2 separate regions of the Mus musculus genome follow, and region 1 is linked to region 2. The links are chromatin loops, found by intact Hi-C in ENCODE. Cell type or tissue: left cerebral cortex. All regions are shown on one strand. Links, peaks and the distances in the headings refer to the core of each region. The heading gives the core; the rest is flanking DNA.

Evidence for each region. Hi-C counts contacts between places; a loop is a spot of excess contacts. Peaks named below come from ENCODE experiments on the same cell type or tissue, not always from the same donor. Only the 100,000 strongest peaks of a DNase experiment are listed, where the experiment ranks them.
Region 1: a loop joins it to region 2, with 2.3 times the contacts of the local background. A loop is called at or near these places in 2 of 42 quality-filtered maps.

What each region holds. Positions count from the first base shown.
Region 1 is chr1:76,811,183-76,828,308 of GRCm38, forward strand. No RefSeq gene overlaps it. Among named protein-coding and RNA genes, the nearest start is that of Mir6343, 310 kb to the left of the region's middle. In left cerebral cortex, for the core only: no CTCF peak of the experiment used is centred there; a DNase peak (open chromatin) is centred at 10,642.
Region 2 is chr1:76,500,690-76,517,815 of GRCm38, forward strand. It overlaps Mir6343 (microRNA 6343), which reads left to right and starts at 8,871; the gene lies at 8,871-8,954. Gm17751 (predicted gene, 17751) reads left to right here. Exons shown (of 5, transcript NR_038013.1): 5 at 1-1,339. In left cerebral cortex, for the core only: a CTCF peak has its summit at 9,267; DNase peaks (open chromatin) are centred at 8,345, 8,996, 11,627 and 12,906; H3K27ac peaks cover 432 bases.

The DNA.
Region 1 (17,126 bases), core at 5,667-13,666, 310 kb after region 2:
GTTTTCTCCTCTTTTTGATGTTTTATGTTCCTTTAGACTATCTGTTCATCCTCAAACAGCAATTTCTTGGTACCTACACAGCCTTGTTTAGGATATTTTTCTTTGTTGTATGAGACAGCCCTTCCTTTGAAAAATATATGATGTCCCTGGCTTCAAATATCCCTAAATCTTGTAGTTTCAGCAGTCCCCAATGGTGCTGAGCATACAGAAATGATGCCACAGAACCCCTCACTCACTGGGAATCAGGCAATAAGTGATGGAATCTGGGATTCTTCCAGGTTCTCTGGTCATCCTCCTCAGCCTTGTGTAGGACAAACATTGACATTGTTCCTCAAGGAGATTTCAGGGGCATCACTATAATGGAAGGCTTATGCGCACTGTGTTGGGCAAGCACTAAGGATATCATTTTGTGCTGCATCCTGAAACCTGATCAGGATCTCAGGAATCTGTGTACATGGATGCTGAAGGACAGTCAGGAGGCTGCCTGGTGGAATCGAGAAGCAGGTCTTCTCGGGTTGGGGCGGTGTCACTTCAATGGGAAGCTGAGCACCATTTTTTCTTGTCTCTGCTCCCTCCTCACCATACCCCACTCTCTCCTTGCTTTTCCTTCCCTCCACATAGACTCTAGAGTATCTTGAACTGTGGAAGATGTCTCTCCACTTCTATGAGCAGATTGAAGTACTAATTTCTTACTTGAATCAAGTGCAGAGCAACAAAGATTACTTAAATCAGTGACTAGCTCCATTTCTCTCTCCAATTTGTCTGAGTTGAAGGAAGTAGAGATGAATGGTTCAAAAAATTAAGTATTTTTTCAAGTGTTTTGAGAAATTAGAAAAGAATACAAAGTATATCCCGAGTATGAAATTAACAGGTTGCTGCTGGCCAAACAAGGTTAGTACACCCAAAAGGCTCCATTTGAGACACACTATAAAAATTAATGGCTAAGTTGGATGACACTTCCATCCTGTCTAGCATAAAGTTTAATCAATCCTGAATATATGTCTGCATATACTTTTGATTCATAATAGCAAAGCTATTGCAACTTAAAGGCAACAAATTACTTTCTTTGTTTGAAAACCAGTTGCCTTTCAAGTCATTCATAGTGTTCCATAGTATGGCTGCTTCTATGGCTGTTAAAGATATGGGCTATACATAGTGTGGGTATGTGTCCCAAGTGGCCACCACATCACACTGTTTGTAATGGAAGTGAAAGTTTTACCAGCTGAGACACTACAGCCATTTGGTAGCAGTTCAAATAACAGACATGGCTGGCATGCTCTCCAGGTATGATAAGAACGATGCACTTTCCCTGTGTCCGGAAGCTATGTAGATTGTACAGATCCCACATAGCTTGCTGCTCTGCTCTCCATGAACAGTCACACCCATGGCTGCTCTACACTCTTCCTCTGCCATCCCAGGTCAGCCTTTTTCCCCATTACTCAGATTTTCAAGTCCTGCTAGTATTTCTTTGTGTGTGTGTGTGTGTGTGTGTGTGTGTGTGTGTGTGTGTGCGCATGTGTGCCAGCCATCAGTCAGTTCTCCATTGAAGAGGAAAACAAAAACTATACATCTCCCTTATCTTTTACTCCCATTTGTAAAGATTTCTGCAGTCAAACCAAGTCAGGTTTATTTTCTTGGTGCATTTATTCAGGGGGCCCTGTGGATGACCCACACCCAGAACAAACATCTCTGCTTATACCTGTCTCCTCTTAGAAGACTCTCTTGAAATTCACATTCTCATGACCCAAGTTTGGAGCTCAACTCATCTTGCCTTCCTTAGGCACAGCCACACCTTCAGGCTGCTCAAGGGCATGCAGACCCAGATACTCTTACATCGAGTTGGTACCTAGGGAAGGTGACTGCTCGACCCTCAAATGAAAAAGCACATCTGATTTGGAAGATGAATGTTTCTCTAATGTTTTTCATATTTGTTATGATGTTTTCTTTAAAAAGTATAATAAATCTCAATTTTGGAAAACACAGAAAACAGAAATACATAAAAAGAAGTTGAAAATGAACAATGAGACCAATTGCACTTCTGTCATGTAAGTTGCTTCCTGCTCATTTTCTTGATCAAGTGTGCAGAGGCAACATTTTCTCTAAATATAGGCAGGAGTGGGTGGATGGGAGGGGGAGCACCCTCACAGAAGCAGGGGCAGGGGAGATGGGATAGGGGGTTTGCAGAGAGGAAACCGGGAAAGGGGATAAAATTTGAAATGTAAATAAATAAACTATCCAGTAAAAATTCATTAACATATATATAATTTTAATGTTGTCTTTTCTTGACTCAATATGATATCACAAGTGATTGTTTGTTAGAATGACTTCAAGTATTGAAAAATCCTTTCTTTAACTTATTTAATATATCCATATGTATCCTTTGCTATTGTTTGTGAATATTTTTAGATGTATATCCACACCTCTAAGAAAGTAGCGTTATTATTCTAGAATATTATACTGAATATACATAAGATTCTGAAGAAACCTTGTAAACAAATTTAAGGAAGACAGTACATACCCAAATGCTTATCTATACCATATAAAACATTAATATACATGTGTATTTATTGATATTTAATTAAACATTTGTCAATATATTTCATTGAATATTAAATATTTATGTGTTGTTTATATAAAATATATAGTATATAAATATGTAATATATGATATATATATATATATATATTTAGTTTAACATTAATATTTGAAATATTTAGAAATTTGTTTGGGGAAAAACTATCTGACTTGAAAATGAAATTTCGGCCCAGGACTGAAGGGGTCATGCAGTGTTTTGGAGATGCCAGCACCATGAGATGCCACCAAGAGCAGCAGCAGAAGTGGAGGACAGGTATCTGGAGCCTAGAGGATGGTGCGTGTGCTACAAAGGGCATGGTTGGAGAAGTGACCCAAGCCCTTGGAGGAGCCCGAAAGATTGTGAGTTGGATCCTAGACATTGGATGGTTGGAGATTGATTTTTGCTTTTGATTGTGATTGTGCCCTGATATTTTCCCTCTTGAAGGAAGAAACTATTTTAGTGGAGCCCACAGTTAAGAGACTTTTAATTGTAAAAAGACTTTGGATTTTAAAAGAGATGGATATTTTAAAGAGATTGAAAATTTAAGAATATGTAAAGACTGTGGGATGTTTAAAGTTATTTAGACCTTGGGGATGAATAAGAATGTAAGGGTTGAAGCTTACTAGTGATGTGTTTGTGTGTCAAGTTGACAAGGGGTCAATTGTACTGGCTAGTTTTGTGTCAACTTGACACAGCTGGAGTTACCGCAGAGAAAGGAGCTTCAGTTGAGGAAATGCCTCCATGAGATCCAGCTGTAAGGCATTTTCTCAATTAGTGATCAAGGAGGAAAGGCCCCTGGTGGGTGGGACCATCTCTGGGCTGGTAGTCTTGGTTGGATAAGAGAGCAGGCTGAGCAAGCCAGGAGAAGCAAGCCAGTAAGGAACATCCCTCCATGGCTTCTGCATCAGCTCCTGCTTTCTGACCTGCTTGAGTTCCAGTCCTGACTTCCTTTGGTGATGAACAGCAACATGGAAGTGTAAGCCAAATAAACCCTTTCCTCCCTCCCCCCCCCCAAAAAAAGAAAATGAAATTTCTATGACATACTCAAAATAAGTCATGTATTTGATTCTTCTTATGTATTTGCTCTTGTGAATTATCTACTTAGATTTTAAAGGGAGAATATTTTTCATTTGGGATATTTTCCATAAGGTCTTTGTATGTTGATCATACAAATATTTATGAATTACATTTTCAAAGTTTTTTGGTATTTTTTAGGTATCTTTTGAAAATTCAGGCATTCTTTTATTATAATTTTTATTATTTTATGCTTATCAAATAAATCATCTCTAAATAGAATAATTATGTATTCACATGCATGATATTTATTGTTTAATTATTAGCATATAAATACAATTTTTTTTAGAATATAATAATACATAGTACATAACCTGATTTTCCATAATACCTATTAAGTAGCACATTTTCCACCAATGTTTGAAATTTTTATTACATATATACTGAATTTTTAGAAGTATTTTTATAAAATATCATGTTTCATTAATATGCTATATCTATTTTTATATATTAGTAATGTACTTCTAATCACATGTACACATATTCATTAGAGCTATAAATATTTCTGTATTCATGAAATGTATTTATGAGATAGCTGATAGATAAATATGAACTAATTATATATTTACTCTTGTGTGTGAATGTGTGTGTTTTGCATTTAACTTCACTGATCTAGTACTCTACTGTAGCAACAGATTGCTTTAATCACTGCATTTTTAAAATATCCGGTGAAAAAAAAATCTCCACTTTTTTCTCTCTAATTTTAAAGCAATGGTCAATCTTTTTTTTATAAACATCCTTGAGTGAAATTTATCTTTTTCTGCAATCTAAATGTATGTGTCCCCAGAAGTCCTTCATTAAAATCCTATCTCTGAGATCCTGGCATTAGGAGGTAAGGACTTTAAGAAATGACTGAAGGCTAAGCCTTTGTGAATGGGGCTAGTGCCTTCATAAGGGAAGTTTGAGGGAGCTCAGTCACTCCTGATAAACTAGGACACAACTTTGAAGAAGGAGGGGAGCCTAAACAGTCACAGGATCTACTACCAGCATCTTCATTTGGAACTTCCTGGTATCTAGCAGAGTATGAAAAAATAACTGGCTATTTCTAATCACAGGATTTATATTATCTAATTATATTATTTTGAATAGACCTAGTTTACTTCTCCTCTGTACATTTTCTCCCATCATCAAAATTTCTTATTAATTGATTAATTAACATCTCAAGGGCTGGCCCTCTCCTGGTTCCCCCTCACTGAGACCCTTCCTACATCTCCCTCCCCTTCTTCTCTGAGAGGATGCTCCTCCACTGAGTATCTCCCAACCCTGGCTCATCAAGTCTGCCAGATTAGGTGCATCCTCTTTCACTGGGGCCAGATAAGGCAGCCCTCCCTGTTGGTGAAACGATGTCACAATGAAGCTAGAGCTTTAGGGAGAGTCTCCACTCCAGTTGTTGGGAGGCCCACATGGAGACTGAGCTGCACATCTGCTACATATGTGCTGCAGGCCTTATTCCACCCCGTGTGTGTTCTTTGGTTGGTGGATTGGTTTCTGAGAACTCCCAGGGGTCCAGGTTAGTTGACTCTATTGGTCATCCTGTGGGGTTCCCATCCTCATCAGGGCCTTCAATTATTCCCCCAGCTCTTCCATAAGAGTCCCTGACCTCAGTCCTATGTTTATCTGTGGATTTCTGCATCTGTTTCAGTCAGCTGCTCAATAAAGCATCTCAGAGGACAGTTATGCTAGGCTCCTGTCTGCAAGCATAACAGAGTCACTTATAATGTCAGGAATTGATGCTTGCCCATGGGACGAGTTCCAATTTATTTATTTATTTATTCATTCATTCATTCATTCATTCATTCATTCATTTATAAGGGCTGTGGTCCTTATCTCTCCATTGGAAGTCCTACCTGGTATAGGAGGTATCTTCTTTAGGTTGCATGTCCCCACTGTTAGGCATCTAGGTAAAGGTTGCTCACATTGACGCCTGGGAGCCTCCCCCATCTCAGGACTTTCTAAAGATTCCCCCAAGCCCATACCACTGGCAGGTGCAGAATTCCATTCGTTCTCTTGACACTCTTGGTATCTCTCCTGTCTCTCTCCATGCCTGCTTTCCCTATTCCCTTCCACTTCCCTCTTCCACTCACTTCTCTCCCTCCCTCTACCTCCTATGACTGTTTTGTTTCCCCTTCTAAGGTGTGATTCAACATTATCACTTGAGCCTTCCTTCTTATTTAATTTTTGGGAGTCTGTGGAGTTTATCATGAGTATTCTATGCTTTATGGCTATATCTCCTTATCAGTGATTATATACCATTCATGTCCTTTGAGGTTTGGGTTACCTTGCTCAGGATGATATTTCCTCCTTCCATCTATATGTCTGCAAAATTCATGATGCCCTTGTTTTTAATAGCTGAATAGTATTCCATTGTATAAATAAACCACATTATTTTCTGTATCTATTTTTTGGTTGAGAGATATCTGGGTTGTTTCCAGTTTCTGGTATTACAAATAAAGCTGCTATGAAAATAGTGGATCAAGTGTCATTGTGATATGGTGGAACATCTTTTGGGTATATGCTCAGAAATGGTATAGCTGGGTCTTTGGTAAAACTATTTCCAATTTTCTGAGAAACCTCCAGATTGATTTCCAGAGTGGTTGTACAAGCTTGCAATCCCACCAGCAATGGAGGAGTGTTCCTCTTTCCAAATCCTCACCAACATGTGCTGTCGCTTGAATCTTTGCTCTTAGCCATTCTGATTGGTGGAAAGTGGATTCTCAGGGTTGTTCTGATTTGCATTTCCCTGATCATTACGGATGCTGACCACTTCTTTAAGTGCTTCTTGGCTATTTGAGTTTCCTTTGTTGAAAATTCTCTGATTAGCTCTGCAACCCATTTTTTAAGTTAAGTTATTGGGTTTCTTGGAGTCTAACATCTTGAGTTTTATGTATTTGGGATATTAGCCCTCTGCCACATGTAAGGTTAGTGAAGATCCTTTCTGAATTTGTAGGCTACTTTTTTTGTCCAACTGAAAGTATCCTTTGCTTTATAGAAGCTTTTCAGTTTCATGAGGTCCTATTTATCAATTGTTGGTCTTACAGTCTGAGACACAGGTGTTCTGTTAGGAAACTGTCTTCTGTACCAATGTGTTCAAGGTTATTTCCCACTATCTCTATGAGATTTAGTCTATCTTGTTTTATGTTGAAGACCTTGATCCACTTGGGCTTGAACTTTGTGCAGTGTGACAAATATGGAATAACTTGTATTGTTCTACATGCAGACTTCCAGTTAGACCAGCAACATTTGTTAATGGTGCTCCCTTTTTTCCCACTGTATGGTTTTGGCTTCTTTGTCAAAAATCAAGTGTCCATATGAGTGTGGGTTTATTTCTGGGTCTAAGTTCAATTCCATTGATCAACCTGTCTGTCTGTCTCTGGACCAATACCATGTGGTTTGTTGTTTGTTTGTTTGTTTGTTTTATCACTATTGCTCTGAAGTACAGCTTGAGGTCAGGAATGGCAATTCCTCCAGAAGTTCTTTTAATGCACAGGATTGTTTTTGCTATCCTGGGTTTTTTGTTTTTCCATATGAAGTTGAAAATTGTTCTTTCAAGGTCTATAAAAACTTGTGTTAGAATTTTGATAAGGACTGCATTGAATCTTAGATTGCTTTTGGTAGCATGGCCATTTTCACTATGCTAATCCTACGGATCTATGAGCATGGGAGATCTTTCCATTTCTTATAGCTTCTTCAATTTCTTTCTTCAAGGACTTGAAGTTCTTGGCATACAGAGCTTTCACTTGCTTGGTTAGAGTTACACCAAGATATGTTATATTATTTGTGGTTATTGCAAATGGTGGTGTTTCCCTCAATTCTTTCTGCCTGGTTTTTTTTTTTTTTTTTTTTGGTTTTTTTGTTTTTGTTTTTTGTTTTGTTTTGTTTTGTTTTGTTTTGTTTTTGTATAAAAGAAGACTATTGATTTCTTGAGTTAATTTTGTATCCAGTCACTTTGCTGAAGGTGTTTATCAGCTGTAGGAGTTCTCTGGTAGAATTTTTTGGGTTGTTTATGTATATAACCATATCATCCTCGAATAGTGATACATTGAATTCTTCCTTTCCAATTTGCATCCACTTGATCTCCTTTTGTTGTCTTATTGCTCTACCTAGAAGTTCAAGATATTTCATTTATTCTATATATTAACCAATAAAATTTAGAATTTTATGATAGACACACATGTTGGGAAATATATCTTCACTCTTTATTTTCCATACCTTGTCAAACATTTTACTTGAGATTTATAATTTTTTGTATAGGTCTAGTCTATCCAGGACTGTTTTCATTAACCTCATCTTTTAATTGAATGTCTAAGTCACAACAAAGGCTAATTATTTATCCCATAGACATTCTGATGTTTGCACTTTATTAACTTGGAATTTCTTTGCAGCTACTTTATTATGTGAAATGATAGATCTATAGAAAATTTTACATAAAAAGGATAGTCAATGTCTTTTATGAAGACTTGTACATATGTATATTTGTTTGTATTTCCATTTAATTGATTCATTATCTATCTGTTCCAAATAATCTATGTGCACATTATTTGCTATATACTGGATTAATTTTAAAACCTTAGGATTCTAGAATCATCAGCCGTGACTTCGAGAATAGCTAAACATTATTATTCAAGCGTATTATAGATTTTCCTGTTGCTTGATGTGAAGTTGCTAGGATGACGGTCTCTATTTCTTTCCCTACTACCTTGATAAAATACTCTGACACAAGCAGCTTGGGATAGGAAGGGTTTATTCTGGCTTCCAGTTTAAGAGTACAGTGCACCATAATAGGGACATCCAGATCACAGAATCTTCAAGTAGCTGTACCCATCACAGCCACCAACAGAAACCCAAGTGTATGAATTTCTACCCAGCTCTCATTCTCCCTTTATACAGTCAAGGATCACAGCTCCAACTACAGAGGGTATATCCTCCAACCTCAGTCAAGGCTACTATGATAACCTTCAACAGGAGTGCCTAGAGACCTGTGTTCTGAGTGATTCTAGATTCTGTTAAATGGAAAACACTCACCATCCCAAGACAAAGTGACCAAATATTCTACACTAAAGTTGAAACCTGAAAAAAAAATAGAAATTCAGTTTTTCTTTCCAGTACCATATTTTCTCTAGTTAGCCTAGAGAATACTGTTGTCCTGATATGAACTGTAGTTTCTTTTTTTGTTGTTGTTTTTTTCAAACTTGGCTCAAGTGCACCTGTTCTATTGGCCTTTGTAACTATAAGTGGGACATCTTTCATAAACACTTTCTGCTGCCAGGACTGTGGGAAGTGCAAATGTCCCACCTGGCATCTGGTTTTCAATTAATTGCTGATAAAAAGAAGTACCAGTTTCATCATTATTGTTCCAATAGTTATTTCCTCAGCCAAGAAATCTTTCCTTATTCACCAGCGTGAGAACTGTTAGAGGCTCTGCTATTATGAGAAAGTGAAAGAACCCACCACTGAATTCTCCATCTCTGTTTGTCAGGACCGGAAGCAAGATACCAACAAAGCTTCTAAATTATAAGTCGGGGTTAAGATGCAAGAATACAGGGAGACATCTGGAGATTCTGGAAAGTAGCATAAATCTTTATAAAGATGTATTCAAATTCTATAGTGTATAATCTTATCAAAAAGATTAAGTGCAAAGCTACTATGCTAGCTTTCTTCATGGGTGAGCTCCATCTAATAAACACAAATAATAATTGGTATTTAACTTTGAGGTCATATCTAGCTTTGAAGTGCTTGAGACTGAGGAAGACTGAGAGATAGCAAACCAGAGATTTACTGTGTGGGCTGAACTACAGAGATAATTCCTTAGTATGTGATTTCACCAGTAGGAAGTAATATCTGTAACAAAAGGCAGGAGTTGAACTGTGAATACCTTATAGGAAGCATTAGGTAAACTCAGGGCAGAGTCCCTGGGTTCAGTGGTACTAAGTAAATACAAAAGCACTTGTGTTTATATAAACGCACTTGCCATTCACTTGAGCAAAGTTTATTTCTTTGGCAATACACCAAGGGTCACAACTTGGCTTCACTTGGTTTAGGATCAAGTTAGAGTTTGTATTAAATATGTGCTAAACCTAAATATTAGGTTTAATACTACATTGAAAATAGCTTAATACTACATTTAAAACAATTCAAAATACAAATGTAATTCCCGTTATTTTGTTATTCCACGTGTACATTTATTATGGTTGGTGAACAGTCTAATTTTATTTCTTAATCTGGCACTTTTGGGAGCAGGGTAAATGGTTCAGCTGGTAAAGTGCAAGGTGTATAAGAGTGAAGACCTTAATTCAATCATTGAATCTCACATAAAACCTGGGTGTATTTTCTTTAGGGCTATGACTCCTGGTAAATCCATCATGCTCCAAGTTAGACCAGAGGTGTTCAAAAGGAGTAGTGGGTGTCCAAGCACAAATTGGACATTATTAGTTAATAAAATGGGGGAGGGGAAGAACATGAGGCTGGTGGGTAAGAGGTGGAGTGGATCTAAGTGAGGATAGAAGAGGGTAAAAGGAAGACTAAAACACATTGAAATTTTAAAATAATTAATAAAGGTATTAATTTTTAAAAGATCTGCGTAGAGTAGAATATGCTTATAGTTGTAAGGAACTAGAGACAAGGATTATTGGAGATTGCTGAATAGTCTGTCTGATATAATTGGTGAGTCCTGAGGTTGACTTCTGACCTCTGCATGTGTTGGCACACATACACACACATACATGCATGTGCACTGACACACAGAGGAGAATGCGCATGTGTTAACCCCAATACATGTATACCTATCAAACATCATCCAAGGTTGCCCCAAATACAAATATACTATTTTTATGGACGTTTCATTCTATTGAGCAACTGCACACTGGCTCAACAGGAGAAGCCTAAGGGGTTTGCTCAAGTTATGAATGGAAAGACTGTATCCTAACTAAGGGAAGAACTTGTAAATGTTGCACCGCAATCTGTCACACCTCCACATTTTCACAGGTTTCTATTTTGTGTTAGGAAAGCAGTTATACCACACTGTGAAACTTGACATTCAGGTTATGGGCTGTAAGCATTTTAGAGACAAAAGTTTTAAGTCATCTGTGAAACCGTATGAGGCTTACTCTTTAGTGAAATGCCATTGCTAATTTTAGAATGATATGTTTCCTTTCAGCACCAGAGCACTGAAGATTATGTACTCTGGTAACCGCATTCTGGGCTGAATCTGGGGAAATTTACATAGTATCTCTTAAGTTCATAATGAGGGAAACAAGTTTTAAAAGGACTGAAAAGTCCTCGGGAAGACAATACCATAGAGTATAAATGACAACATAAGTTAGATTTTTGTAATATCCATGTTCATGGAGAATTTAGTTGAACGTTAACAGGGGATTATGTCCAGTGGGGGTCTCAGACACTTTATTCCTGCTCAGCACTGATGCTAAGAAAACTAAGACAAGCAGACTTTGCTTGCACTTCCTGCTGTATTATTCTCCTTATTGCTTTGAAAAAATGCAAGGCACAAGCAGGTTGAGGAAGTGTTGGTTTTGGCTCACAGTTCAAGGGCACTGTCCCTGTGACTGGTAGTTAGTTATGTCTGTCAAGAGGAGAGTGAAGCAGCTGCTCTCAGTGCTTCCCCCTGAGATGTAGAAAGCAGTGAATGCCATGCCCAGATCTCTCCCTCCATTTTACTCCGTTCAGATGCTACCGATGGAATGGAGCCAGGCACAGTTAGGGTGGTTTCCTCCACCACCATCAGCCTAATCCAGAAGCCCCTCAGAGAGGCCTGAAAGCTTGCTTCTGTGGTGATTCTAAACCCTGTTAAGTTGATAAGAGCATTGGAAATGTAAATGAAGAAAATACCTAATTTTAAAAAAAAAAGTTCTGGTCACTAAAAAAAAAACCACTACATCTGTCTTGTCAGCGATTTCAGACGACAGCTGGAGACCTCTCAAATACTACCAGACTGAGGTGCAAGCCTCTAGAGCAGACCTGAAAAAGTAATAATGGTGGCACCTGTGTCAAAAATTCAGTCACAAAAATGGCAGTGACTCCTGTCAGCAGTCCTCTCTGATATTGTTCATCTAATACACTTAATATTCTAGAATTGTTCTTCTGAGTTACCACAGAACCCTCTACTTCAACTGTCTTCTCTGGCCAGTAATCCCCACACTGCATATAGCCCTGGTCTTGCCTTATGTTCTACTTTCCTATGTTTTTACCCTCCTCTTTGCATGCACTGCCCTGTTCAAGGGGCCCCTTTGTTGAGCCACAGGGCAAAGGAAGGCTCAGAGCTCAAGGGATCAGCACAGTTTACTTTAACTAAAATAAAGCAAAAGAAATCCTCTTACAAAGGGCGAAAGTGTCGTTTACTGTGGACTGGGCAGGAGAGCAAATATTCTTCCTGTTAGCATGGCCTTCCATGAAAACATGTACTCCCTCTTTGGAAAAGATGTTTTGGGGTTAAATAATAAATAAAGCATTGATTCTGACAGCCAAAAGATTCTGCTTTGTACCATTTTATCCTTTTTCTGTCCACTTGGAAATAGTGTCTTTGGGGCCAGTGAGATGTCTCAGTGGGTAAAAGGTTCTTGCTACAGAAACCTGGTGACTGAATTTCATCCCAGGAAAACAGGTACAAATAAGAGAAATGACTACTCAAAGGTATCTTTTGAGAACTAACTACACCATTCCTGAACACACACACACACACACACACACACACACACACACACACGCACACACACACACAATACATGCAGTAATATATGCAGTGATTAGATGATGTTTGATAAGTATACATGTATTGAGGTTAACACTTGCACACTCTCCTCTGTGTGCATGTGTGTGTCAGTGCACATGCATGTATGTGTGTGTATGTGTGCCAACACATGTGGAAGTCAGAAGTCAACCTCAGGACTTACCAATTATATCAGACTGACTATTCAGCAATCTCCAATGATCCTTGTCAAGGATTAAAAGTCCTTGGTCAATTTATTAATGTCTCACTATGTTAAGTGTCCTGTAGAGCAGATGTTTCTGAAGTCATATTTGATCACACATTACAAGTTGGAAACCTAATTTCTCAATAAGGTCCACAAGCTATCGACTAGATGTTCATATTGGATAGTAGAAGAGAGGGTATAGAATCAAGAAAGGTGAAATAAGGGAAGTGCATGTCGGTGAGAAGATGGGTGGTGAAGCCAGGGCATCCTTGGAGGCATCAGGTAGAACAGCACATATGTCCTTGCAGCAGGGCTTCTGATGGGGTTTCATCTCTCTTATGCTGCATCTCTGGGCTGTCCTGAAACCACAATGAAGGCTGCAGCAGTATTCAAAAAAGAGAAATTGGTTGCTGTTTGGCCAGACTATCACTTCCTTTGGTTCTCTTAAAATCACATTGCTTAAACATCAGCCCTTTTTTCTGGTCTTGAACAATGATCCTTCTGCTCAGCCTCCAAGTAATCATATTATAGGTATGTGCTACTATACATCTTTTATAATATACTTCTTATAACAAATTATTTAGGCAATATTTTATTTTTTCAAATTTTTTATTAGGTATCTTCCTCAGTTACATTTCCAATGCTATCCCCAAAATCCCCCATACCCACCCCCCCCCAACTCCCCTACCCACCCACTCCCCCTTTGTGGCCCTGGCGTTCCCCTGTACTGGGGCATATAAAGTTTGCAAGTCCAATGGGATTCTCTTTTGATACATATGCAGCTAGAGACAAGAGCTCCGGGGTACTGGTTAGTTCATACTGTTGTTCCACCTATAGGGTTGCAGTTCCCTTTAGCTCCTTGGGTACTTTCTCTAGCTCCTCCATTGGGGGCCCTGTGATCCATCCAATAGCTGACTGTGAGCATCCACTTCTGTGTTTGCTAGGCCCCAGCATAGTCTCACAAGAGACAGCTATATCTGGGTCCTTTCAGCAAAATCTTGCTAGTGTATGCAATGGTGCCAGTGTTTGGAAGCTGATTATGGGATGGATCCCTGGATATGGCAATCACTAGGTGGTCATTCCTTTCCTCACAGCTCCAAAGTTTGTCTCTGTAACTCCTTCCATGGGTGTTTTGTTCCCAATTCTAAGAAGGAGCAAAGTGTCTACACTTTGGTCTTCGTTCTTCTTGAGTTTCATGCGTTTAGCAAATTGTATCTTATATCTTGGGTATCCTAGGTTTTGGGCTAATATCCACTTATCAGTGAGTACATATTGTGTGAGTTCCTTTGTGATTAGGTTACCTCACTCAGGATGATGCCCTCCAGGTCCATCCATTTGCCTAGGAATTTCATAAATTCATTCTTTTTAATAGCTGAGTAGTACTCCATTGTGTAAATATACATTTTCTGTATCCATTCCTGTGTTGAGGGGCATCTGGGTTCTTTCCAGCTTCTGGCTATTATAAATAAGGCTGCTATGAACATAGTGGAGCATGTGTTCTTTTTACCGGTTGGGACATCTTCTGGATATATGCCCAGGAGAGGTATTGCTGGATTCTCCGGTAGTACTATGTCCAATTTTCTGAGGAACCGCCAGACTGATTTCCAGAGTGGTTGTAAAAGCTTGCAATCCCACCAAAAATGGGGGAGTGTTCCTCTTTCTCCACATCCTTGCCAGCATCTGCTGTCACCTGAATTTTTGATCTTAGCCATTCTGACCAGTGTGAGGTGGAATCTCAGGGTTGTTTTGATTTGCATTTCCCTGATGATTAAGGATGTTGAACATTTTTTCAGGTGCTTCTCTGCTATTCGGTATTCCTCAGGTGAGAATTCTTTGTTCATCTCTAAGCCCCATTTTTAATGGGGTTATTTGATTTTCTGGAGTCCACCTTCTTGAGTTCTTTATATATATTGGATATTAGTCCCCTATCTGATTTGGGATAGGTAAAGATTCTTTCCCAATCTATTGGTGGTCTTTTTGTCTTATTGACAGTGTCTTTTGCCTTGCAGAATCTTTGCAACTTTATGAGGTCCCATTTATCGATTCTCGATCTTATAGCACAAGCCATTGCTATTCTATTCAGGAATTTTTCCCTTGTACCCATATCTTCGAGGCTTTTCCCCACTTTCTCCTCTATAAGTTTCAGTGTTTCTGGTTTTATGTGAAGTTCCTTGATCCACTTAGATTTGACCTTAGTACAAGGAGATAGGAATGGATCAATTCCCATTCTTCTACATGATAACCACCAGTTGTGCCAGCACCAATTGTTGAAAATGCTGTCTTTCTTCCACTGGATGTTTTTACCTCCCTTGTCGAAGATCAAGTAACCATAGGTGTGTGGGTTCATTTCTGAGTCTTCAATTCTATTCCATTGGTCTACTTGTCTGTCACTATACCAGGACCATGCAGTTTTTATCACAATTGCTCTGTAGTAAAGCTTTAGGTCAGGCATGGTGATTCCACCAGAGGTTCTTTTATCCTTGAGAAGAGTTTTTGCTATCCTCGGTTTTTTGTTATTCCAGATGAATTTGCAGATTGCTCTTTCTAATTTGTTGAAGAATTGAGTTGGAATTTTGATGGGGATTGTTTGAATCTGTAGATTGCTTTTTGCAAGATAGCCGTTTTTACAATGTTGATCCTGCCAATCCATGAGCATGGGAGATCTTTCCATTTTCTGAGATCTTTAATTTCTTTCTTCAGAGACTTGAAGTTCTTATCATACAGATCTTTCACTTCCTTAGTTAGAGTCACGCCAAGATATTTTATATTATTTGTGACTATTGAGAAGGGTGTTGTTTCCCTAATTTCTTTCTCAGCCTGTTTATTCTTTGTGTAGAGAAAGGCCAAAGTCCTTTTTGATGTCCTCTACCATCATCATGAGTTATGCTTTTAAATCTGGGTGTAGCTTGTTGGGTGTGTTGGGGTGCCCAGGACTAGGTGGGATGGGGGTGCTGCTTTCTGACGATGGTGAGTTGTCTTGATTTCTGTTAGTAGGATTCTTACGTTTGCCTTTTGCCATCTCGTAATCTCTGAAGCTAGTTGTTATAGTTGTCTCTGGTTAGAGCTTGTTCCTCAGGTGATTAAGTTTGCCTCTATCAACAGACCTGGGAGACTAGCTCTCTCCTTAGTTTCAGTGGTCATAGTACTCTCTGCAGGCAAGCTCTCCTCTTGCAGGGAAGGTGCCCAGATATCTGGTGTTCTAACCTGCCTCCTGGCAGAAGATGTGTTCAACTCACCAGAGGTCTTAGGATCCCATGGGGGATCCTGTGTGGGTCCTTGCAGGTGTCCGCAGACCCCACTGGCAAGGCACTCCGGTGCTGGAGTGGACCAGAAGGGACTTGTGCCTAGGCAATATTTTATTATGAGAACAACAATTTTAGATTATCCTAATACATGGGTAATTTTTTCCTTGAAGGTCATAAGAGAAACTCTTACTATAATTTTGCCAATACCAGTAGAAAGTTTTAGAAAAAGAAATGATCACCAAAGCCAAATAAAGAATGATTCACCTGAGCCATATAAACAGAATGTGAGGAACAATAATAGAACAACTCTCTCTACTGTACCTATGTTTTCATGCTAGCTTACAACGATAGACCCTTTCTCTATAAAACAACTCCAAGATGGATTTTTTTCATTAATTTATCTATTAACTTTACACCCCAATCGCAGCTCCCCCTCCCTCCTATCCTCCCAGTCTCACCCTTACTTGCCTTTCTGCCCATTCTCTCTTTCCCATCTCATCAGAGAAGGGAAGGCCTTCTCTGAGTATCAACCCACCCTGGCACATCAATTTGAAGTAGGACTTTGATCCCACTCAATCCAGATAAGGCAGCCCAGAAAGGGGAAAGGAATACAAAGGTAGGAAACAGAGTTGGAGACATCCCCTGCTCCAGTTGTTACAGGACATACATGAAGACCAACCTGCACATCTGCTACTTATATATAGGAGACATAGCTCATGTATCCTCTTTGGTTGGTGGTTCAGTCTCTGTGAGCCCCCATGTGCCGAGGTTAGTTGACTCTGTAGGTCCTGTGGTATACTTGACCCATCTGGTTCGCTCCATCCTTCCTACCACTCTTCTACAAGATTCTCCAAGTTTTGCCCAATGTTTGGCCATAGGTTTCTTCATCTGTTTCCAGTAGTTGCTGAATGAAACCTCTCAGGAGACAGTTGTTCTAGGCTCCTGTCTGCAAGCTTCAGAGTATCATTTATAGTGTCAGGGGTTAGCTCTTTCCCATGAGATGGGTCTCAAGTTGAGTCAATCATTGGTTAGCTATTCCCTCAGTCTCTGTTCTGTCTCAAAGATGGACTTCTTATAATGGAAACCGGAAAAAAAAAACTATTCAATTTATCTTTTAAATGACTTTGCCTATCAAACAACCTATCAAACAATGTCAGAGGAAGAGCTGGAAGAGGGAAGCCCTTCAAAAGTATTTTAAAAGTTACAGAAGTAAAAAAAAAAAAATCCATTTATGTTTGAAACCTACAGTCAGAACATGAGGTGAACTTTAAGCTCGTTAAAGCAAAAATGATCAGAAAACATTTGTTT
Region 2 (17,126 bases), core at 5,292-13,291:
CAGAACCTCAAAAAGCCCATCTTTAGCCATTTGTAGATACACAATGCATTGTGGCTAATTATATCCTCCCTACTGTGGTAGGGCTCACCAGAACCTACCGTACCTAACTAACAGTAACATGAGCCAGCTCTGTCTCCCAAGTTCCTCTCTGCCCCATCTCTGGTAGCCACTACACTGCTCTCAACTTCTTTGAAGTCTTACATGTGAATGAACTTGGGTAGTGTTTGCCTGTATGAACATGAATTACTTCAATCCACATAATGGCCTCTGAGTGTTTGCATTATATTGCAAATCACAAAATGTCATTCAATTTATAGCTGAATAATATTCCATAGCATATTCACCCATTATACCGGTTTCTACCTATTTATGAATGGTGAACATTTAGGATAATTCCATTTCCTGCATATTTTTGTATAGTAAATAAGAGTAGAAGTTCAGACGTCTTTTGATATGGTGAGTTCATTTTCTTTTATACATTCCCAGTGGTAGAATTGTTGGTTCATATGATAGCTTTGATTTTATGGGTTTGTTTGTTTATTGGTTTGTTTAAGGAGTTTTGCTTTGAAATAGTTGTAGAGTACTCTTCTCCAGGAGCCAAAGAACACTTAACCACAGCACCAATACCAGACATGAGGAGCCATGTATTTGAAGAAGGGATAGGAAGGCTATATGGGAGGTTTTGGAGGGTGGAAAGAGAAGGGAGAAATGTTGTAATTATATTATAATCTAAAAAATAAAAAAATAAAGTTAATAGAAGAGAAAATTTTAGTTCCTTTTTTTTTTTCTTTTTTCATCCTTACCAGGTAATGCTCCTTGCTTAGTTACTTAGTTGGTATATGTGTGCATGCAAGTGTGAATGCATATGGAGGCTGGAGGTCACAGTCAAGTGTCTTCCTCAAGCTCTCTTCCACCTCACTGAACCTGGGGCTTCTGATTTAGTTGGCGTGCCTGGCCAGTGAGTCCAGGGACCATCCTCTTGTTACCTCCTGAGTAGTTGAACAGCTGCACCTGACTTTAAAGTTTTTCTTCAAAAATTTTAATTTAATGTACTTTTGTTGTACTTTTATTTATTTAGTGTTTTGTTGTTACACCTGGCTATTTAAGTGTTTTCTGGGGTTTTGAATTCTTATCTTTGTGGTTTTGTGTCAAACATTTTACTGACTAAGCTACTTCCCAAGGATCTTTCCCCCTTTTTCATCATAGCCATCTCAACTAGACTGAGATATAAGCTCATCATTTTGATCTTCATTTTTATATTATTCAAAACGATGTTGAACATTATTTTTATTCATGTCTGTTGTTATTTGACCATCTCTTTGAAAATAAATGCTTATTCAGATCTTTTGGCTGTTTTTAAGTAGGAAAATTTGGGGGGCATACTATGTTGAATTTAAGTTCCTTATACATTCTGGATATATAAAATGTTATATATATACACACATTGCATGTGCTTATGCCACAGTATGTGTATGGAGGCTGGAATACAAACTGCATTAATGCATTAATCAGTTCTGTCTTCCACTTTGTTGATCCCAGGGATTGAACTCAGGTCTTCAGTTTGGAGACAAACACCTATTTTATTGGGGCTAACTCTCCAGCCCTGATCCCCTTGTCATAAGAATAGCATTGTGATTGTTACCTTCATGTGAAGTCTGTTGTCTTCACTCTGTTTATATTTCCATTGCTGTGCAGAAGTGTTTTGGTGTTACATAATTCTAATTGTTAACTTTTGTGTTTGTTCCTGTGCTTTGGGGTTCATATAAAAAAATCAATTTGAAGTACTTCTCTCATATTTTCTTACAGGAGTTTCATAGTTTGGTCCTTAGTAAACTTTTTGAGTTGGTATTTATAACTGGTGGGGCATTATAAAGAAATGTGGTTTGGGGATTTATGTGTTTCACAAGTTTCCCACATTCTGTTTGTATGTGCGTGTGCATGTGGGTGTGGGTGTGTGTTGATGATGATGATACCAGTACCGGGCTGTTTTATTTACTACAGCTTTGTCATGAGTTTGGAATTCAGGGATAGACACTTTCTGCTTTGCTATCTTAGTTCAGATTTTCTCTGGTTATTTGAAATCTTTTGTAGTTTCCTCTAAGTTTTTAGATTGAATTTTAAAATTCTGTGTGGAATAACACTGAACATTTTCCTTTCTGGAAATTGCATTGAACAGTATGCTCATTTGGGTCATACAGATACTTTTTAGAAATATCGATTTTTCTCATCTGCAAATTGCGACCATCTTTCTATTTACTTGTATATTGTTGGTGTCTCTTATCAGTATGTGAAGTTCTCATTGTAGATATTTTTGCTTCCATCATTAAGTGTATTCCTATATATTTTATTTATTTATATATTATATTGGAAAATTGCTGACTTGTGAGTTGATTTTGTAGATTGTGGTTTCACTGAAATTTTTATTACTTCTGAGTTTTGTTGGAGCTTTTAGAGTTTTATCTATACAAGATCATATTGTGCATAAACATACTTAAGACAAACTCATAAAAATAAAGAATAAAGACTGTAGTAGACATAATCAAAACAGAGGTTTAAAATACAATAATGGCATGCCAGTTGGGGGAATTACCAATCATTTTACAATTGGATCTAAGGTTGACTTTGTGAGATGGACCCGATACCTGGCTAGACATCAATGCTGCATGTCTCCCAGTGTAGCTTTTAACCTTATTATATGGGACAAAAATCTCTCAATGAACCCAGAACTCACAGATTCAACTGGACTAGTTTATCTCTGGAGCTTGCTGTTCAGAGCTGGGGTTTTGGCCTACAATCAACTTTTATGTAGGTACTACAGATTAAACTCAGGTCCTCGTGCTTGTGCAAATAGTCCTTTAATGATTTAGTCATCTTCTCAGCCCCTTGTTGATCAGATTTTGCATTATAGCACTCAACTTTCCCAAGGAATATGTAGTACATGACATTCTATAATGATAACTTAGATTTGTACTTCTTTAATGGGGACCAAGAGGAATGGAGAATATATAGGTTACTGGGAAACCAACATGATGGTCTTAAGAGGGTCAGTGATAGAGAAACTAAGAAATTCAGCACTCCAAATACAACCTTGTAACAAAGATCTCCCTATGCTGGAAGTAAGGTGGACTAGATATTGAGGGAAAGTTTTACAGTCTAGAGACTATGGCTACTTTCCTAGAGACTGCGCAAGTGAATTCCTTTGTTCTAATTTCTGATTTCCAATAGGGAACCACATGTCAACATAAAAACCTCTTGGACACTAGAAGGGATCTTAGTGTTCATCAGTTCGTGGATATTTTCCTCAACATCGGGGATCCCTTTGAAAATCAGAGCAAATTATTGTTTTCAAAGACAATAGTACATTACTACTACTATACGCATGCCATTTTTAAAGAATAAGAGAGCTGAAAAATAAAAAAATGGAGTCCTTAGACACAAGAAAGGGCCTGGCTATAGCCCACTCTATGTGCCCAATTTTACAATAGGGAAAATCAGGACTTCTTATATAACAATATATCTTCAAGACTAGTTTGTTGGTTAGTATATGCCAACGTAAGGTAGAGTTATCTAAAAGGAGGGAACGTCACCTGAGAAAATGGCTTCAATAAGATCCAGCTGAAGGGTATTTTCAAAATTAGGATCAATGAGAGAGGGCCCAGCCCACTGTAGGTAGTGCTATTCCTAGGATGGTGGTTCTGGGTTCTATATAAAAGCAGGCTGAGAAAGATCTGAGAAGCCACTAAGCAGCACCCCCTCCACGGGCTCTGCATCAGCTCTTGCTTTCAGGTTCCGTCTCTGTTTGAGTTCCTGTCCTGATTTTCATTAATGATGAATACCAATATGGAAGTATAAGCCAAATAAACTCTTTCATTCCCAGTATGCTTTTGTTTTGTTCATTTGTTTGTTTGTTTGTTTGTTTGTTTTTGAGATAGGGTTTCTTTGTGCAGCCTTAGCTGTCCTGAAACTCGCTCTGTAGACCAGGGTAGCCTCAAACTAACAGATTTCTGCCTGCTTCTGTTTCCTTAGTGCTGGGATTAAAGGCATGTGTCACTGCCGCCTGGCCCCAATGTGCTTTTTGGTTGTGGTGTTTTGTCACAGCAATAGAAATCCTGACTAAGGCAAGTAACTAACAAATTTACATTAGACCTTGGCTTGCAAGATCCAGACTTATGCCTCAGTGCTCTTAGGATAATAGGTACACATGGCCTTCATATATTTATGGGGTAATGGTAGGGAAATAAAAGCCTTAGTATCCTTCAGCATTTTTAAATCTTAGGGAGGCATTGGGTAGGAAGGCCCAGAGGTATGGCTTTCTCACCCCCTAATTTTCATTGATCCATTTTATCTTTATCTCTTAGCTTCTATTTTAGTTTCCTCTAAAATTGCTGCAGGCAACCTTTCTTTTCTCATGCCCAGGGCTTGCCTAAGACATGACATTCACTGCATGCTGTCCATTCTCCAATCAGCACTTTACACTGTTGAATCTCTCAATTGAACCCAAGATCCTTGATAAGCTTGGGAAGGAACACTTGGAGCAAGTGTCCTTTGTTCTTCTCTTGGCTCCTGCTCTGCCCATGTGTTCTAGGCAGGACTTCCAATTAGGATGCCTGAAAGGAAAGAGCAGATTGGAGCTGCTATGTCTTCCTCTGGTGCCAGCAGGTCTGGGGGTGGCATTATGAGCTTCCCAAAAACTCATTGGGAAAGACTTGCTTCCAAAGCAAGAAAATATGGCTTATTAGCCTAGAGGTACAGAATAGGAAAGACAATGTGGCCAGTTGGTAGATCTGGGATGGGTTTCCAACTGGATTGATTCATGCCTATTCTGATAGAGATTAGCTGGCCTTAAAGCTAAACAAGATCCTCTTTTCTCCTTACTGCATGCATTCATGTTCTGTCTCTGTAACTGAGCTGTCAGGAGCTAAAGCCTGATTTTGTTGTTGGTATACTCAGCATCCATGTTACAGCTTTCATATGTGTGTCTATTGGCCAGAGGAGAAATGCCATGAATGTGAGATCTGAGGTTTGATGTGTTGCTATAGTCTCAGTCTCAGAGAGGAACTCAGTACATATCACAATGGCTTTACAAGTACTTAACTAGCTGTGCCATTTATTTTTTCTACAACTGAAGACTTTCCTTGTAATGCTGGGAGAAAATAACAAATATGAAATATATGATAATATTATTTGAGAAGTCCTCACCCTATCCAAGGGAAAGAGCATGGGCATTGGACCTGGAGAGATCCCAGCTCATGCTCTGTGTCCTTTCTGTGCGATCCAGGACAGAACAGCCAACTGTCTGAATTGCTGTTTTTACCCACGGCATTTTACCTGTATAAAGGGCTTTGCCTATGTCTCAGCACATGATAGACCTAGAGTTGCTGGTAATTTATTGTTGCTTTTTGGGGACTTTCCCATTTTAATTTGAAATCTGTGAAGTTTCTGCTTTTCTTTTTAAGTTCTCTCTGTGTGGATTAGAACATATCAATTTGTAGAGGCACTATTTTGATGGGCAGTAGCCGTGAAACAACACAGCAAGAAAGGACTTCAGTGTTAGGAAAAAGAATCAATTCTTAGAACAAGTGAGGAGCTAGTTTGACGATTGGAATTTCTGTCCTGAGTTCCGGGGGTGTGGACTATATATCTTCTAAATGGAGTAAGTTGAAGCTTAAGGGACATACCCACTTCTTAATGCACATTTACATAGACACATATTACACAGCATAGACCAGTAGTCAGTAAAACAAGGGTGGATTTGTGTGTTGGATCACTCTTTTAAAACTGAAATAACTGACAAATGCATGGATAAATACTTAGACTTCTACTCTGAATGTATACATGGGGAGAGGGGTAGGAATTGGAGGAGGGAGGGTGGGAAGGGGAGTGAGAGAGTGAGAGAACTCAAGAGAGAGCTAGGAAAAGTGAATGACAACGGAGGCTTTACACTCATGTCCTTCTGTCTGCCCTTTGTCACATCACGTAGCATCCTGGGAAATCAAGGTGATATTCCAAGAGCAATTTCTGGGGACTAAAAGTAGAACCCATGAGAAGAGTAGACCTTTAGGAGTTGCCATGTTGGCGTGAACTTGAAGTTGTAATTTTAAAGGTGTTTGGTATGCGAGAAGAGAAAGAAAGGACCTTGGCTACCCTGTTTCCGGCCTATTCCCATGTGACTACTCATACCTCAGATCCAACTGTAAACAAGCTGCAGCAGGAGGAAAAAGAGAAGTATGGTGTCTGTAATTCCCCCAGATTTTACTGTTTTTCACTTACATACAATTGAGCTAATAAACAAAATTAAAATATAAAATCGTGAACACCTCTTAGCAAAGATGAATGCCAAGATATAGGCAATAACGTTGTGCTGATTAGAGCAACATGTCATAGTTAATGTAACTTTTTAAAGTTGTGTCTGTAAGAGTAAATTAATATCACTGGCTGACAATGTTCAGGCATAGTAAATTTAGTTTTGTATTTAACCTTTCTCCCGCAAGCACCTGCTTTTAATCTATTTCTAAGGCATTATTATTAAAACATAAGAAGTGTTTGCAGAAATAGATATTGGTCTCAGGTATTCTCATAGGCTTCCTTTTTACATTTTTGTCTTCTGAAAAAAAAATTGGATAATAGTTAATCTTTAGTACCCACGAGAATACAATTCTTAGAAAGGGCCTACATACTTAAGTTTGCATTTAGTATTCTTATAGCCATAAACTAATTTGGGAAAACATGGTTACACCCTGGAAAACAAAAGTAAATTCTAAATTTTGTTTCACCAGATTTTTGGTCCAAAGAAACCTGGATCACAATAGTACTGATAATAGCTAAACCCAATAGCCACCAAATTGCTCTAAAGCCTTGTCCATGATGGTTTGGGTTTCTTCCCCAGACTGGCATGTATCAATTTCTAGATAGTCTACCTCTATGATCATGACTAGACCCCCCCCCCATCATGAGTTATTCCTTCCCTCCAAATAAACTGGCTCTGGGGGAATATGGGATGGAGAATCACAAGTGTTGACTTCAAGTTCCCCATCTGCCACTTGCCAGCTCTGTAGCCATTTTGATCTATTTGTTTTGAACATAAACCTCTCACATTAACACACTACTTACTGTACCTGTTCATAATATACATACATGCATTGTAGTAATCAGATTGGAGGTTTATTATGGGTAAAAATTGAGATGACATATCAAACTCCAGAGCCTTACATAATTTAAATTCAGATTATGATTTGGTAAAGATTGGCCATTTGCATAGATTGCACTGTTAACGTGATCAATGATGTAGCTAATTGAATTAATGCAGATAGCAAATCATATAATAAAGTCCTTAAGGGATTTCTCAGAATAGGGTAATTCAAATTCTTCCTGGGTAAAACACATTTTATCTTTCTAGATCCCAGCTTTCCACATTTGAGGAAGATTTTGAATCTGAAGATATGAAAACTGGGTGCTGTAAGGACAAAGATTATTATTTTTAAGTTATACTCTAAATCTAAGATACTTTTCATATTTTCCACAGCTCTACCGCTCCTCATTTCGCCCTTTATGCAATTGAAAATGAATCTGCTGCTGAGGTCTGTTAGGTTGGCATCACAGCTTCCAAAGATACACAGTAAAGATAAACAGAGAAGTAAAATTGAAAGGTCAGGTCATCCCGGGGAAGCTGAGAACTAACACAGTGCCAAGCAGTCTCCTCTTGCATGCTAGGATGGAGGTTCAGAAGCTGTTGGCTTTACTCTGCTTGTTGGGAGACTGGTATACACCCCAGTTTCCTAACATGGGCCTCCCTATCATTGGGGCCTCAATGCCTACCCCTGAATTGGCAAGCCACCTTCATCAGCTCTGGATTATAATTGGATTCCCAATTTATCAAATACCTTCACGTATAACATGGTCTCACTAGGCAACTTGGATTTTCCCTCTGCTACAACAGGGTAATGCAGGGTGAGCATGTACCAGGTCAGGAAAATATGTCTAATGAATGCTTCTACAGATGGATAGGGGCTCAGAGCAATCTGTCTTCACAGATATCCTGGTAAAATGGCACAATCAGGAGAGAAAACCAAACTGCTCCATAAAATAATGAGCTGCAGTATTAGTAAGACACACTGAACACTCTCTTGCTTCCCACATGGTCCATTTGATGCTGCCCTCTTAACATGAGCTTGGCACCATGATCTCCATCCATTTTTTTCAATGCATGATGGAATTGAGCAAGAGTGATGTTAAATTAGTTACCCACAACTTTTGAACATCAGAAAAATATCATCTGACTACAGACACAAAACAAAGGATGAGTTGGCTTGTGTCAGTCTGTGGCATGCTGAGCATTGTGCGGAGGCAGCTCTGCACCTGTGTGGGCCATAAGTAAGTGATATCATCAAGCCCCTGCACAGAGGAGATCTAGCTCCACAGCAGACAGTCAGTATTCTAGATTTCATGTTTTACATTTCTGTATTTTCTTTTTCATGGGGCAAAATATGTAAGAGTGATCATTTCAAGTTGGCTTCATACTGAAGAGGAGGGGTGGTAAAGGCTAATTATAGTGGTGGTAGAGTTCAAATGTACTGAGCAAAATGGATTATAACATACCTTGAAAATCCAATCAGTTTGTGTGTGTGTGTGTGTGTGTGTGTGTGTGTGTGTGTGTGTGTGTGTATGTGTGTGTGCGTGAGAGGTGCGGGGGGGGGGGAGCAGAAAATGGTGGTAGTCATGGTTCTGATAAAGAAATAGGAGATTTGGTATAGGTATTATCATGTTACAAGGACTATGAGGTTATTTAAGGAGAAAGTCTACTCAAAGGGGGGAAAAAAAGACCAAGTTGAATAAATAGCTTTCCTAGAATGTCTCAGAATTTTCCAGTTATATTCAGATAGCTATTTATTGCAGAAAAGTGGGGCAGCCTGGCATTATGTTCTCCACTTCTATGTAAAGTAGGAGCTGACTGACACTAAGACTTCATCCTAGCAGTTATTTTATGCTGTGGAAAATGATGTCAATGTGGCTTAAAGCAGATATGACTGAGTGTGATTTCATCCTCAGGGCAGCGACTGTTGAGACGTGGCTCGAGTGGGAAGTTGAACAAATTGAATATAGAACATAGTTTAACTCTCTAGTATTATTTCAAGCTTTACCTAAAAATAAGAGATTCATGAGAAGTCCCCTTAAGTATCTTCTTGCCAATCTCTTTTTCATCTCTGTAGGAATTATATTCTTAAGTTTAGAATAGAAAAACTCACCAGAAACCCTCCAGGTGGATTCCTTCTGCAATTGAGAGCTGTCATCACTCAACAGTAGGGGCGCCTCACACATGGAGTACAATGACAGTGTAGCAGCTTGGGCAAGGTAGGGAGTAAAGGCTGGTTGAAAAAACAAAGCAAGATGCAATACCACCATGATTATATTTAAAATGTTTGGAAGATAGTATTGGATCTTCTGGAACTGGAGTTACAATCAGTGTTTTATGAGGTGCCCTGAGGGTACTTGGGATCAAACCCTCATCTCTGTAAGCATAATAAGCACTTTTAATCTCTGACCCATCTCTGAAGCCCTAATGATGATGTTTCAAAATAAACATGTATTAGAAAATTCAGTGGAATTGTGGCCAAATATAGACATTACTAGAAACTGCTATACAATGGAAATCATACACTTGGTACAATGTCAGTATTATGGGTAATTTTGTCTTGGATTTATCTTTATATATTAATATTTTTATTTAAGCAATTATTCTGTAATTATTATTAAATAATTACAGCCTACAAGAGACTCTGTATACATGTAGTGAAATATATACTTAATATTTTCTACTTAAAGGAAAATCATGTCAAACTCTAGCCATTTAACACCAGAGCAAATGATGTCCAAAAGACAGGGCAATGTGGTTAGGTACACTTATGTGGTGGTTCAAATCTGAGTGGCCACTATAGACTCATATATTTGAAGGCCTGGTCATTGTAGAGTGGTACTATTTGAGAAGGATTAGGAGGTGTGGCCTTGATGGAAAAAGTGTGTCAGTGTGCTGACTTTGAAGTTTCAAGAGTTCACAACAGTCCAGTCTCTCCCTGCCTCCCTCCCTCCCTCCCTCCCTCCCTCCCTCCCTCCCTCCCTCCCTCCCTCCCTCTCTCTCTCTCTCTCTCTCTCTCTCTCTCTCTCTCTCTCTCTCTCTCTCTCTCTGCCTATGGATTAAGATGTATCTCTCAGCTACTGCTCCAGCACTATGAATATCACCATGCTCCCCGCCATGGTGATAATGGACTAAATCACCGAAACTGTAAACAAGCCCTTAGATAAATGCTTTCTTTGGTCATGATGTGTCTTCTCAGCAATAAAATAGTGACTAAGACAACTCATGTAGCATCAAGCAGGGTTTGAATTCCTTCTCCACTGAGATCTTTCTTTCTTTCTTTCTTTCTTTCTTTCTTTCTTTCTTTCTTTCTTTCTTTCTTTCTTCCTTCCTTCCTTCCTTCCTTCCTTCCTTCCTTCCTTCCTTCCCTTTTTCTTTTTCTTTTTCTCTTTCTTTTTCTTTTTCCTTTTCCTTTTCTTTTTCTTTTTCTTTTCATTTTTCTTTTTCTCTTTCTTTTTCTTTTTTCTTTTTTTGAGACAGGGCTTCTCTGTGTTCCTGGCTGTCCTGGAACTCACTCTGTAGACCAGGCTGGCCTTGAACTCAGAAATCTGCCTGCCTCTGCCTCCCAAGTGCTGTGATTAAAGGCATGCACCACCACTGCTCTCCACTGAGATTTCTATCTGCTGTCTTTCACCCTGGGCAATGATTGTCCTTCCTTATCAATATTTCATATTCAGATGACTCCTATAGTAGGTTGAATAATGGCCAAACAAATTTAAGCGACTCTAATCCTGGGACTCTAATTTGGAAATCTCAATAGATGTGGTTAAATAAGGATGTTGAGATAGCCTGGAAGTGTTTTCAAAGTGTGCTTATAATGAGAGGTAGAGAATGATTTAATACACATGTACTCCTGGGGGTAAGGAGGAGAGGGAACCAAAGACTACAGTGAAGAGATCCACAGCCAAGAATTGCCAAGCAATGGTGAAGTGCCAGAAGCCAAAAAGGGCAGGGGATGAATTCTATGCAGAGCCTCTTGACAGAGGGTAGTTGTGCTGACAATTTGATTTCTAGTATTTATTTTGTCTCTGGAGCAGTGCAAGAGTATATTTCTATGGTTATAAATCACCCAGCTAGTGCTAACTTGTTTGGGCTGTCCCAGAAAACAATGTCAGTTCTAAAATGTATTTTCCTGACCCCGATCTCCCCTGTCTTACCCTTTTCCCTCAAGATGCATCTTAGTTCACTCGTTATGTTCACTCTGGGTTACCTTCTCCTTCTGATCCTCAGGATCTGAATATTTACAAATTATGGTTGTGGTGACCAGCTTTGGATCCTCAACTGTTTTCCTTTGCAGGGACTACTATCCTAGGCTGGGTGTTTTTCTCACCCATGTCTCCACTTAGCTGTCTTCAGTGCCCTCCACTCCTATTGTCTAAGTTTTACCTTCATCCTCCAAACAGACTTGCTTATCTAAAATGACAAAGTGAAGCTATAGCTATGAGCTTGGAGATGCTTGCAGAGTCAAGTGCAATATCCTCAAACAGTGAGAGGATGAAAGCCTGGAGGTGTGATTGTCTGGCTCCACTCAGTGTCCTGCTGGTTTCTGGCTATGCCACTCTAGGCAAGCTACTCGTCCATGCCTCAATCCTGTTTCTGCAATTTGAGGACAGCAGTGGCACCTGCTGTGTAAAGGGACATCAGGATAAATGAACTACATTCAGGTTCAAGTCTTAGAACTCAAGAAATAAGCAGGAAGCAGATAGCCTCCCTCCATTACAACCATCAGAATGTTATATAACAGATGTTGTTCTTAATATTTGGAAACGACCTTCAGGATCTACTGACTAGTCCTGTTTTTTGTTATATAACCATTTCTTAAGACAACCTACTTGTGTTACTTGGGATGGTCCCACAGTCATAGAACAATAGCACTATGTAAAGGCATGAAGAATCACTATAAAGAACTGGCTCTCAGAAGAGTGTAACCTGTCAAGGCCTAAGATCTGCCTCTGGCAAGCTTGAGGCTCAGTATAAAGATAAACAACCAATGCCTCATTTCAAAAGCAGTCAGGCAAGAGGTACTCCTTGCTACTAGAGAGGACAGCTAGCTCATTTTCTTTATTACATCTTTAACTTTGGAAGAGGCCTGTATATATCATGAGGACAATCTAACTTTCTCAACTTCCCAAATCAAATGGCGTCTTACTTAAAACACCTTCACAGAAACACTTAGCATAAATGGGCACCCAGGAGTCATCAAATTTACCCCTATTCCTTCTATAGCAGTTCAATAAAGTCTTAGAATTTTCCAGGACAGGGTTAGATTTGTCTCATATTCCTGTCATAGCTCAGATGTTTGTCATTGGTTTGGGGTTTTATTTATTCATCGAAAATTCTATACATGCGTCGTGGTTATACCCAGCCCCAATTACAACCAGTCACTTCCTCTAGGAACCTCAACAGACCTCCCACCCATTGATGTTCTCTCCTTTTTTGGGTCCAGGAGCCACTTGCTTCTCTATGTGGCCACTCAGGTATCTCTTCCCCTCCACATTATTCTGCCTCTGGTACCAGATAACATTCCATTCATAGATATAACCATGCTGTGCTAAAACTAGATATGTAACCATCGGCTCAAGCTCAAATTCTCCAGAGGACTAAACATAGCCTCAGATCTTGTTTTTCATAGCATTTCTCATGGCTGGCCTAATGCCTGGACTATCATAGGTGCTCAGTAAATATTTGTTGAATAATCCTTGCAGCTTTAGGGAAGCAAAAGAAACAAGCATTTCTAGTGAGCAAACTGGGGTTCTACTCACAAGCAATTATGTCATTCCTTAAGTGTAGACTTCCCAGAAGGCACCATGCTTGCCATTCATTCCCTAGAGAGGGAATCTGAGGACAACCAGCAGGAGCACCCTGGCGAAGTTGAATCACTGTGGATGGTGCCTAGGGAGAGAGGCAATCTTTGAAGCACCCAGGCGGTAACCTTTATTTAATTGGCAAGATGGAAATCAATGGCACATATGGCACTAACAATTTTAGATTTTGGATTAGTTTGCAATGATTTCTGCTGATCAAAATAAAAAATATTCAATTAATCTTCAAACCATTTGTGTGTGTGTGTGTGTGTGTGTGTGTGTGTGTGTGTAGGAAAAATGTCAATGCATTTGTTACACTCTTAAAAGAAAATTGGATATTGAAATCTGTGTGAAGGAGAAAAACAGAAGACCTCTAAAGTGGCATATACAGTTATCTAAAAGGATGTGTATATTCAATAAAACCTCTACCTCTGTTTTGGAGCCAAGAAGAGGTAAGTACTGGTTAACAGATTTTTCTTCTTATTATTTCTTTAGCTTTTAGCTTTTAAAACTAACACACAAAATATTGATGTGCTTTGTAGTATTTTTAAAACTAATATATATATATATATATATATATATATACTCATCTTTCTGTCTTCCTCCCTCCCTCCTCCTCTTCCTCCTCTTCCTCCACTGCTGCTGCTGCTGCTGCTGCTGCTGCTGCTGCTGCTGCTGCTTCTTCTTCTTCTTCTTCTTCTTCTTCTTCTTCTTCTTCTTCTTCTTCTTCTTCTTCTTCTTCTTCTTCTTCCTTTCTCTCTCTCTCTCTCTCTTTCTTTCTTTCTTTCTTTCTTTCTTTCTCTCTTCCTTTCTTCCTTTTCTCTCTTTCTCCCCACCCTCCTCTCTTTATTTTTACATCCTGACTACAGTTTCCCTTCCCTCCTTTCCCCCTAGTTCCTCCCCTCTACCCTCATCCACTCCTCCTCAATTTCTTTTCAGGAAAGAGCAGGCCTGCAATGGATATTAAGCAACAATGGGTTATCAACTTGCAATAAGACTAGGCACCTCTCCTAGTACTGAGGCTTGGAATAGGAGGAAATCAGACAAAAGTTAGAGTTAGAGACAGCCCCTGATCCTACTGTTAAGAGTACCACAAGAAGACAAAGCTACTCAATTGTAACATATATGTAAAGGGCCTATGTCAGTCCTACACAGTTTCCCTGGTTGTTGGTTCAGTCTCTGGGAGCCTCTGTAAACTCAGGTTGGTTGATTCTGTGGGTTTTCTTATGGTGTCCTTGACCCCTCTGACTCCTACAATCCTTCTTCCTCTCTTTGGCAGAATTCTCCTAGCTCCTTTAATGTTTGGCTGTGGTTATCTGTGTCTGTTTCCATCAGTTGCTGGGTGAAACCTCTCTGCTGGCAATTAGACTAGGCACCAATCTATGAGTATAGCAGAATATCATTAGAAATCAGTTTCTATCCTAGCTCTCTGGGTTATTCAGCCTCTAAATGGCCTCTCGAGGTGGATACCAACCCAGTCACAAACCTTTGGGTCTGTAATACTTTGAATCAGAAATGTCCTCTGTAGTATCAGGCATTTGAATCTTTGCCTCCAGTTGGTGGCACTGTTTAGAGAGCTTTAGGTGGTGCAATCTTGATGGAGGAAATACATCTCTGGGAACAGGTTTTGAGAAAAGCATTTTGCCTGCTTCTAGTTGTCTTTCTCTGCTTTATTTTTGAAGCATAGGATCCATTTCTCTATTTCTTGGCATCCATTTCTCCTTCTGTGCTTGGGCAATTGTTACCATAGCTACCAGTCATGATGAACTCTTATCCTTCTGGATCCATAAGACAAAATAAAACTTTTCTTCTGTATGTTGCCTTTTCCATGGTATTTTATCACAGCAACAGAAAGGTAACTAATACAGATGGAAAAATCAGGAAGTTGATAAAATTTTCTTCTTTGTGGACTAAAATAATTGTCTCAATAATTACCTACTTCATTTGAAGATTGGTTCTGGGAAGAAAACATAACTTTATGTGTGTTAAACAGAAAAGAATTTATTCCAAGGCATAAGTGACTTAGACAACTGTTGGGAATGCTAGAGATATGGATGTCAAGAGCCAGCATTAGGGTATGGGGGAAGTAGCCTAGTGATAAAAGCCATGATGTTATCACAAAGGATTCAGCTGTCACCACCCCACTCCTGACACTAGAAGTTGGTGATGCAATATGAGAATATGTCTCTGATCATTCACATTGATACGACTTCACTCGACAGTAGGACTGCAACTTGCTGAGGGGCTTATATGATGCCCACAGGGCAGATCCAACCTAGAGCCTTTGTGTATTTCCTAATTCAAAATAAAGTTTTAATTTACTGCTGACACAAAGTAAGAAAACTACCTTCCATTTTTATATCTTTTTTAACTGTGTAATTTTTTATTAGATATTATCTTTATTTACATTTCAAATATAAGTCCCTTTCCTAGTTTCCCTTCTGAAAATCCCCTACCTGCTCCCACATCTGCCTGCTCACCAACCCTCCCACTTCCACTTCCTGGCCCTGCATTCCCCTATACTGGGGCATAGAACATTTGCAGAACAAATCTCCTCCCATTGATGACCTATTAGGCCATCCTCTGATACATATGCAGCTAAAGCCATGAGTCCCACCATGTGCTTTTTTTGATTAGAGGTTTAGTCCCAGGGAGCTCTGGGGGTACTGGTTAGTTCGTATTGTTGTTCTTCCTATGGGGGTGCAAACCCCTTCAGCTCATTTGATACTTTCTCTATGTCCTCCATTGGGGACCCTGTGCTCCACCCAATGGATGGCTGTGAGCATCCATTTCTGTATTTGTCAGGCACTGAAAGAGCCTCTCAGGAAACAGCTATATCAGGCTCCTGTCAGCAAGCTCTTGTTGGCATCTGCAATACTGTCTGGATTTGGTGATTGTTTATGGAATGGATCCTCAGGTGGGACAGTCTCTGGATGGTCCTTCCTTCAGTCGCTGCTTTACACTTTGTCTCTGTATCTCCTTCCATGGGTATTTTGTTCCCCCTTCTAAAAAGGATCAAAATATCGACACTTTGGTTTTCCTTCTTCTTGAGTTTCATCTGTTTTGCAAATTGTACCTTGGGTATTCTGCGCTTCTGGGATAATATCCACTTATCAGTAAGTGCATGTCATGTGTGTTCTTTTGTTACCTCACTCAGGATGATATCCTCCAGATACATCCATTTGCCAAAGAATTTCATAAATTCATTGTTTTTAATAGCTGAGTAGTACTCCATTGTGTAAATGTACCACATTTTCTCAATCCATTCCTGTGTTGAGGGACATCTGGGTTCTTTCCAGCTTCTGGCTATTATAAATAAGGCTGATATGAACATAGTGGATCATGTGTCCTTATTATATGTTGGAGCAACTTCTGTTTTTCTTTTTTGGAATAGTTTGATGAGTATTGAAATTAGGTTTTCTTTGAAAGTCTGATAGAACTCTGCACTAAATCCATCTGGTCCTGGACTTTTTTTTTTTTTTTTTTTTTTTTTTGGTTGGGAGACTATTAATGACTGCTTCTATTTCTTTAGGGGATATGGGACTGTTTAGCTCATTAATCTGATCTTGAAATAACTTTGGTACCTGGTATCTGTCTAGAAAATTGTCCATTTCATCTATGTTTCCTAGTTGTGTTGAGTATAGGCTTTTGTAGTAGGATCTGATGATTTTTTGGATTTCCTCAGATCTGTTGTTATGTCTCGCTTTTCATTTCTGATTTTGTTAATTAGGATACTGTCCCTGTGCCCTCTAGTTAGTCTGGCTAAGGGTTTATCTGTTTTGTTGATTTTCCTCAAAGAAGTAGTTCTTGGTTTGGTTGATTCATTTTGTTTCCACTTGGTTGATTTCAGCCTTGAGTTTGCTTATTTCCTGCTCCTCTTCAGTGAATTTGCTTCCTTTGTTATAGAGTTCTTAGATGTGCTGTCAAGCTGCTAGTGTATGTTCTCTCCAGTTTCTTTTTGGAGGCATTCAGAGCTATGAATTTTCCTCTTAGGACTGCTTTCATTGTATCCTATAAATTGGGGTATGTTGTGGCTTCATTTTCATTAAACTCTAAAAAGTCTTTAATCTCTTTCTTTATTGCTTCCTTGACCAAGTTATCATTGAGTAGAGTGTTGTTCAGCTTTCATATGAATGTTGGCCTTCTATTATTTATGTTGTTATTGAAGATCATCCTCAGTCTGTGGTGATCTG